3 separate regions of the Homo sapiens genome follow, and regions 1 and 3 are each linked to region 2. Evidence: chromatin loops called from intact Hi-C (ENCODE). Cell type or tissue: CD4-positive, alpha-beta T cell. All regions are shown on one strand.

Region 1 (2,500 bases), 170 kb before region 2:
ACTCTGCATAAAAAAAGCTATATTATTTTATACTCTTGCAAACACAAATTAGGTACAGTATCTCTCCTTTTCACAGCCTCTCCAAAAAACAAATTACCATATTTCACTTCAACTCTAAAAAGATTACCTTCTGGGAAGGTAATAATCTGTCTCCAGAAGCCTATGACTTTTGATGGATTTTGTTAAGACAATAAAAGTGTGCTTGAGGTTTCAATACAGTAGACTCTCTATGTGGGAAAAATACACTAAAATGGAGGGACACGGACATTCTAAAGCAAAATCTGTTGGATATCTTATTAATATTTTTAAATTTTACCCTTTGACAGTCTATTTACATTAAAAAGTATCCTATTGCTTTCTGCGTTCTATACCCATCTGCAGTGCACCAATCCCCACATTATTTCTTTTCTTGTTTATGTAAATCTTCCCCTTCTAGAATGGAAACTCCATCAACACAGACTTTTTTGTCCCTCTTGTTCATTACTGATCATCAGCACCTAGAGCACTTGCAGGCATAGAACAGATGCTCAATAATATATTTGCTGAATGAACAAATAGCCATGCCATGCTTCCATCTACTTCACACAATGGCTGTATTCTTCCTCTATGCACCCTCTGTAAGCACATCCAGGCTCTGGGTGAATAAATACTGAGACTACTGCTGCTCCTGTTCCAGCATTACACCCTTTTCATCTTCTGCATAGGACATATTTTGTTTGTTCCTTTCCTGTTTCCACATGGAGTGGGGGGCGGGGTGGGGGGGGGGGGTGTCTGTCCTATTCATCACCAGATCCTCCAAACTAGAACAGTGCCACAAACATAGTAAAAATGTATGCTGCATGAATACGAGACTTCCTCAGAGGTCATTGTACTCTGATTCTGCTGCATTTCCTGTAAACAGACACCTACTTCAAAACCCGGATCTGAAATCACTCTAAATTTGTGCTGCTTATATACAGGTTGAAGGTATTAAAAATGCTCACTGTGTCAATAATGCTTTCATCATAATTATTCTATGGTGTTTTTTTTTAAAGTTGCCCCCTCCCTAAAAAATGAAAGATACCATACTAACAGATATTCGAAGAGAGTGAGCTGTTAAATAACCATGAACTCAAGAATAAGGACACTGGAGAAGTTTTCTTAAAAATCTATTTTCTTGATCGAATTGTTAGCTCACACATTAAATCAATGCTTTAGAAACAAAAATAAAGCTTTAAAGCTTTGCAACCAATGTGTTTAAATGGCAGACATTATATTCCAATATTCCAGCAGAAAGCCTGATTGTATAGCTCTTATTTTGAAATAACCACATAAAAACAACCCTACCCATAGACACATAACTTTCCTGAAGAACTCTTAGAATGCAGTGTTTTAAATTAATAAAGTATTCTCCTGGTATCCTCGGGAGCCAGCCAGCTACTGAGAAACATCACACCTGTTATTGCAGCAAGAGAAATCAACACCAAGAACTCTCACTGATGATGCCATCAAAGGCACACCAGAAGCCAACTTGATTGAAATAGACTATACCAGACTTGCAGGGTGCTTACTCAATTCACTAGTTTCCTAGGTCTTTCAGAGCAGAAAGAAACAAAACTCAGCCTGCCACCACCTCCATGGGTGGGAAAACTAAACTGGAAGACATGCTACTGTATTTTAAGAATTCCTAAGATCAAACTCAGGAAAGCTACCTGAAAAAAAATACAAAGTTAGTAAGGAACAGCCTGGAAAACTAAGATATTTGCAGTTTATATAACAGATGAATGGCCAGAATTGAAAATATATAAAGAATTCTCTTACTTACAATAAAAATTCTAAAATCTCATGAAGGAATACTATACAACTCTTTAAAAGAATGAACTAGATCTGTATTTCAACAGTTGATAGGTCTCAAAAACATGTTAAGTCATCCATACACCATGACACTACATTAAGTGATCTAGAAAAAAACGGAAATAGTTCACATTAAATTCCTCCGGGGAGTTAAAAAAAAAACAAAAAAAAAAGGAGGGCGTATGAATCAGCAGATATGGAGTACAGACATGCCATAAATTATTAGTGAAGTTTTACTTGTTTTATTAAAGAAAGATTTAAAACGAGTCTTCTAACAAATTATTAACATTTAGTTACTCCATACTGGGGTATTTATATTATCTGTATTTTTCTGTACTTAAAAATTTTTTCATATACAGAAAGCTACCTGTAGTTTATGTGAGATCCAAACAAGGTTCTTTTGAAATAATTTTCTACTTGTTCAGACTTGTAAAGTTGTTGAAAACTGATAAACCAGCCTTGATAGTCATGCTTGTATAATTTATAAAAATCAAGGTTATCACTCAAAACATGTTTAAAGTTGCAGTGGTCTCATTAACTCAAGACAAAGACCCATGTGTACAATTCTGACAAAAGCTTCTGTATGAACTTCAAATACTAGAAACCATCTAAAGATAAATACTGTCACTACTTTCCTTTAATACACTAGATTTTTTTTCGTAATAGA
Region 2 (2,500 bases):
ATGAAGACAAGAGGAGAGACTATCTTTATCAGCTTCAAGAATTTGTAGTGACTGATAACAGCAGGAATTGGAGGTTTCGATATGAACTAGCAGAGTAAGTAAAAACATATTTGGGGATATGAGAAAGCAAACTAGATGGAATAAATCTTAATTTTCTTACCATATAATTGATTTCTAAAGCAGCAGCAATAGTGTTCTTTTAGATAAAGAGATTATGTTTTTATTAAGGTATAAACAGAATTCCAAAAACCCTGAGTTACAAATACCACAGTCTCCGGGGAGACATTCATTTTCAGATGAAGACAGGGCTTGAGTCACTTTCGAATTAGAGTGTTCTGCTGTTCTAGAAGGCAATTTATTTGAACCAAATAAAAGATGAATCACCCACTCTTCAGTGTTTTCCTATTAATCGGAGCAGTTTTTACCAGAGCTTTCCTGAACATTCTGAGTGTGGTCCTCTCCGTAGGGTACAGCATGCTTAATGCCCTTTAGCTACTGTGGGAGACAGGAAGGGGTCTAACCCAGATGAGATGATTATGAAACAAAAAGGTTCCCCAAGGTGGCTCCTATCTGCACATCATTTTGTGCCTGAAGGAGTTATTTAATTCTGTCTTGAGCTGGCAAAAGGAATGTTCCAGGCTTTAGTGATGATGAAAGGGTGGAAGCATCAGTTTAAATAACTCCCCTTCCTAAGGTATATAATGTGCCTTTCACGGTGTGGAGGGAATTTGTTTGTGGCAGTTGTTGTTTGGGTTTTAGTTTTTACCTTGTTTTCATTTCGGTGTCTTTAGTTTTCATTTTTCTCATCCACAACTAGAAATCTCTCAAATAATTGTCTTCCCTGAATAAATTCATCAGGCTTTTGCAGCTATTCAGGATATGATTTGGCTGATGCCAGGGGCAAACCGAAAGCCTTTCTCTTTGCTGTGGTCTTTAATCATTCTGCTTAATTTGAGAGATTGAGGTTTCAGTCATTTTACCATGTTCCCAGCATCCTGTTCTGAGTCGAGAAAAACAGGCCCACGTTTTCCATGAAAGCAGTGCGACCTCTAGCGGCGGCGCACGGGAAGTAGGCGCGCTCGGTGCCCGGCGGGGCTTCCCCGGGTGGTTGCGCGGCCCCAGTGCCCGACCACGTTATCTAGCCCCCTACGCGCCCTATCTCCCATCTCCCGGCTTATTGAAGCCACAGCGACTGATATGAATTCTGTGCTCCGGTGCCCATGATATTGGTATCATGTTTTTGAAAACGGTGCTTTTTGATATGAAAGTATTCACCAGCACTCCGGGCTTCTGGTTCTAACTTCCTCCCCATCTCTTTTTCATTTCCTTTCGTTGCCTGGGTGAAAGCAATGTCATTTATTTTCATGCCCTTCTCCCCATCCCCATTTAGAAAGTAGTGAAAGCTTTGGTAGTGGGTTTTCGCAGCCAGCCGTCTCCTGCATGCTTTTGTCTTTCGGAGTAAGGAGCACGCGCTCCCAGTTCTCTCCAAGCGGACCTCGCTGCAGTGAAACCACCTCGTGCTGCCAAGAGCCGCGAGCAGGAGCATCCGGTTCGGTTTGCAGTCGGAGAAACGCCGGGGCGGTCGTGCAATCTCAGAGTGTTCGCTTGATCTGTTGACCTTTGTGAACTTCAACATTCTGGCTATTTTTATGTTATCTGATTTTTAAAGTTTTATGTGCTTTTCAACTGATAACCTAAAATTGAAATATTAAATCTGTATTCATAAATTTCTCAGCCTCTATTTTACAGAGTTTATTTCCTTTTTGTTTGATTTGTATGTGTGTGAGATGAAGAATTAAAATTTTGTTCACATTTTTTTTGCATGGTCATTTTGCTCAGCTTTCTGCTGTTGGCATTTTACTGAAGACCGAAATCTTGCTGGGTCTTTTGCTGTTCATTTCCCAGCCTGGCTATTTTTATCTGTAAGATGAAATAACAGTAAAAAGAAATCAATAATTTTGTTTTTTTGCCCAAAAATAATGTTTTTTTTGTTGTTGTTTTTGTTGTTGTTGTTTTCCTTTTAATTTCAGACAGCTGATACTGATTCTGGAACTCTATAGTCCCAATGATGTTTATGATTACCTAATGCACATTGCCTTAAAGTTGTGTGCAGATCAAGTTTCTGAAGTTCGGTGGATCTCCTTCAAACTAGTAAGGAATCAGGGCATTTGCTCTGTGATTTTTACAAATAGGAATGTTGATGTATCTTCCATTTTAACTCTTTTAATTTTTCTGGGCTTACTTTGTCAGCTAACCTATGAAACTAGCTTTTAAAATTTGAAATTAGGAACTATATTATAGTTTTATCAATTTGTAGGATAGCTTTTTTTGTTATATGTTTCAGTGACGGCAATTGTGGAGTAATCCTTTTATATATGAAACTCTTTAAGCCATAGGTTAGTGTTTTTAAAATACAGGTTGATTTACAGCTTGGTTTTGTAGAAAAATATTTAGTGAGCAAAGACTCTGCTGTAGAAAAGCTGATCCTATTTTTTTATGT
Region 3 (2,500 bases), 1.2 Mb before region 2:
ACAGAAGCTGACTCGGCAAACCTTCGCCACCTGGTCAACTGTACATGGATAGATCAAATTATGCATTCACTCACTTGACAAATATTTATTAAGTACTCCAATCCCTTACCTTCTCTTTGCATCCAGCACAAGCCAGCTCTGGCCGCTTCCCTGACCACTGCGCACCTGCCCCAGGGCCCTTCCTGCCATTCCTCAAACGGGCAGAGCTCATTCTCCCCTGACCCCGGGCCTCAACCTGCTATTCACTCTGCCTAGAATACCCTTCCTGCTGTTCTGCACTCAGCCAGCTCCTTCTTCTTATCCCCGCCCCCCGCCCCTTGTGTAAAGGAGCCCTCTCCAATTACTGTCTATCCTATTTTGCTTCATTCACAGCCTTTGTCTTCTGAAATTGTCTTGTTTACTTATTAATACATGGTTTTTGTCCTCTCTCCACCAGAATGTCAGTTCCCTGAGAGAAGAGGGACCTATCTTGTTCAGGCTGTGTCCCTAGCGGCCAGCACGGCTCCCGAAATATAACAGGTCCTCAATAAACATCTGTTGAAGAAACGATGTTCTCTTTAGCCTATCTCAGCCGGCGGGTTGAGAGGGAGAAGTAAGTAGGACACCGGGAAGGGCTTTAAAGCAGCACAAATACTCCCTGTGAGACCGGACTGGGATAAAGACAGGTTTTGAGCACTGACCTCACCGGGATGGTGGATGGGCAGGTGAGGACGACGGTGGCTTTGCCTCATCTCCCAGCTGTGACTGAGAGGCCCCCGTGGACCTGGCCCAGTGTGGCTCCATTAGTGGCCTCCCCAGGATCTGGCTAAGGTGGTATATTTTATGGTCCTGTCTATACTGCTGAGCTAATCCTTGTTAACAGGAGACAAGAGGGCATCAGAAAGATTGCCCCGGCCCAGAACTTCTTAGCTGGGATACAGTGAACACAAATCATTTGAATTCCCCACCCAGCAACAGCAGACATTCCCGGCATCCTCCTGAGCCTCTCCACTTGAACGTCTGCAGAGGTATTTATCCCATAACCATCCTGGGGTGGTCGATGCCAGGGAGATCCAGCTCCCCCTCGGCTGGGAGCTGTGCCTGCTTAGTCATAATGATCCCTCCACCGTTTGGACTGCTGCCTCCTGAGAGCCTGTCGGGTACAAAAGCTCTCAAAGCTTCATACTTCATGTGATCTTCCCAGAAGCTCTACCGGGGGGTGTTCTTTTAGACCAGTTCCAGATGGGGAAACTGAGGCACAGAAAGGCAACGTGAGTTGTTCAAGTTCCCCAGACAGTGAGTGGATGGGCAGAGAGTTGAGCCCACGTCTGTGTGCTCAGCCTGTCTCTGCTGCCTCTGGTGAACGAGGCGGGGCTGGACAGATGTGCGGGACCCAGGAGTACAGGAGAGCCCCCTAAGTCTGCACATTCTAGGACAGGAGATTGGAGACAAGTCCCTTTTCTTGGGGTCCTAAGTGGGGTTCACTGTGTCCCTGAAATCAAGGTCTCTTGGGCCCCTAAAAGGAAAGTTTTCTGGAAGCTTCTGGAAAAGTCCCTTGGAATCTGAACATCTACGAGAAGAGGAGAAAGGAAGGGAACATTGTATACAAAGACACCACAGCTGCCCAGTGGGTCAGGGGCGTGCGTCTCTGAGGGTCGGCTTAGACCTGGCAGCTCCGAGCCAAGCAGGGATTCGGGATCCGCACAGCCGGCGGGGGGCCCGGGGGGTGCGACCGCTGTGCTGCCGGCAGTTCCGCCCGCGGCCTCGTGGTGGCGCTGTTGTGCAGCGAGTGAGCGCGGCGCGTGGGGGAGGCTTCGGCAGCGCCGGGGCCCAGAGATCTGCAGACTTCGCTGCGCCAGAGTGGGGGTGCAGCGTGGGGAACAGCCCGCTGGCCCCTTCTTCCTCGGGCCCCGTGCCCCCCACTCAGGTTCCTGGGGCAAAGTCATGGTTGTTGTCATCGCCCCTGATTGAGCCTAGATGAGACGTGGTCCCAGAGACAAGGGATTCAGGGGACTGGAGGAGGGACCCCCGCTGGGGTGGCTCGTTGGGGACCAACTTGCCTGGCACCGAGATACCCTGCCCCGCTCCAGGCCTGGGAGCATCCTAGGAGACTGTGGCCCGGTGTCCTCGGGGGCCTGGCACGGGCTGGGTTCAGTGAAGTGGAGGGTCCCCTCTTTCTGGGCAGGGGCGTCTGGCCGCGAGGGCGTCACGGGGTACATTGAACTCCTGCTGCGACACCTGTGTATCCAGGCCCGGGAGAAGACAGAGCGCCTCCCTGCAAGGGGAGACCGGTTCCCACCTGGACTAGGTGCGGGGACAGGGGGAAGGTCCCTGAGAGGACCCTGGGGACGGAGCAGTGGGAGAAACTTCCTTCTTTCCTAGTGAAAGGCACTGCCTGCCCAGGGTGCAGAGTAAATGGACAGTGACATTGGGCCCAGACAGTGACACAAACACCCTTTTCAGACATGGAAAGGGGGTGCGTGTGACAAAGACAGAGAGCTCTCCTAGCTAAAGAGAGAAT

The links. A loop is a pair of places that touch in the nucleus more often than their neighbours do. Peaks named below come from ENCODE experiments on the same cell type or tissue, not always from the same donor. Only the 100,000 strongest peaks of a DNase experiment are listed, where the experiment ranks them.
Region 1: a loop joins it to region 2, with 4 times the contacts of the local background. A loop is called at or near these places in 2 of 110 quality-filtered maps.
Region 3: it touches region 2 in a loop (4-fold over the local background); 3 of 110 quality-filtered maps call a loop at or near these places.

Annotation. Positions count from the first base shown.
Region 1 is chr20:58,407,159-58,409,658 of GRCh38, reverse strand. The region is part of intron 1 of VAPB (VAMP associated protein B and C); the gene reads right to left. Among named protein-coding and RNA genes, the nearest start is that of VAPB, 19 kb to the right of the region's middle. In CD4-positive, alpha-beta T cell, no CTCF peak of the experiment used is centred here; DNase peaks (open chromatin) are centred at 878 and 1,488; H3K27ac peaks cover 1,668 bases.
Region 2 is chr20:58,235,805-58,238,304 of GRCh38, reverse strand. It overlaps the pseudogene PPP4R1L. Among named protein-coding and RNA genes, the nearest start is that of ANKRD60, 8.4 kb to the right of the region's middle. RefSeq lists a silencer at 1,131-1,180. In CD4-positive, alpha-beta T cell, CTCF peaks have their summits at 849 and 1,053 (motif pointing left); DNase peaks (open chromatin) are centred at 1,064 and 1,534; H3K4me3 peaks cover 847 bases; H3K27ac peaks cover 486 bases.
Region 3 is chr20:59,403,139-59,405,638 of GRCh38, reverse strand. No RefSeq gene overlaps it. Among named protein-coding and RNA genes, the nearest start is that of EDN3, 100 kb to the right of the region's middle. RefSeq lists an enhancer at 704-1,204. In CD4-positive, alpha-beta T cell, CTCF peaks have their summits at 1,529 and 1,738 (motif pointing right); a DNase peak (open chromatin) is centred at 1,768; H3K4me3 peaks cover 714 bases; H3K27me3 peaks cover 2,115 bases.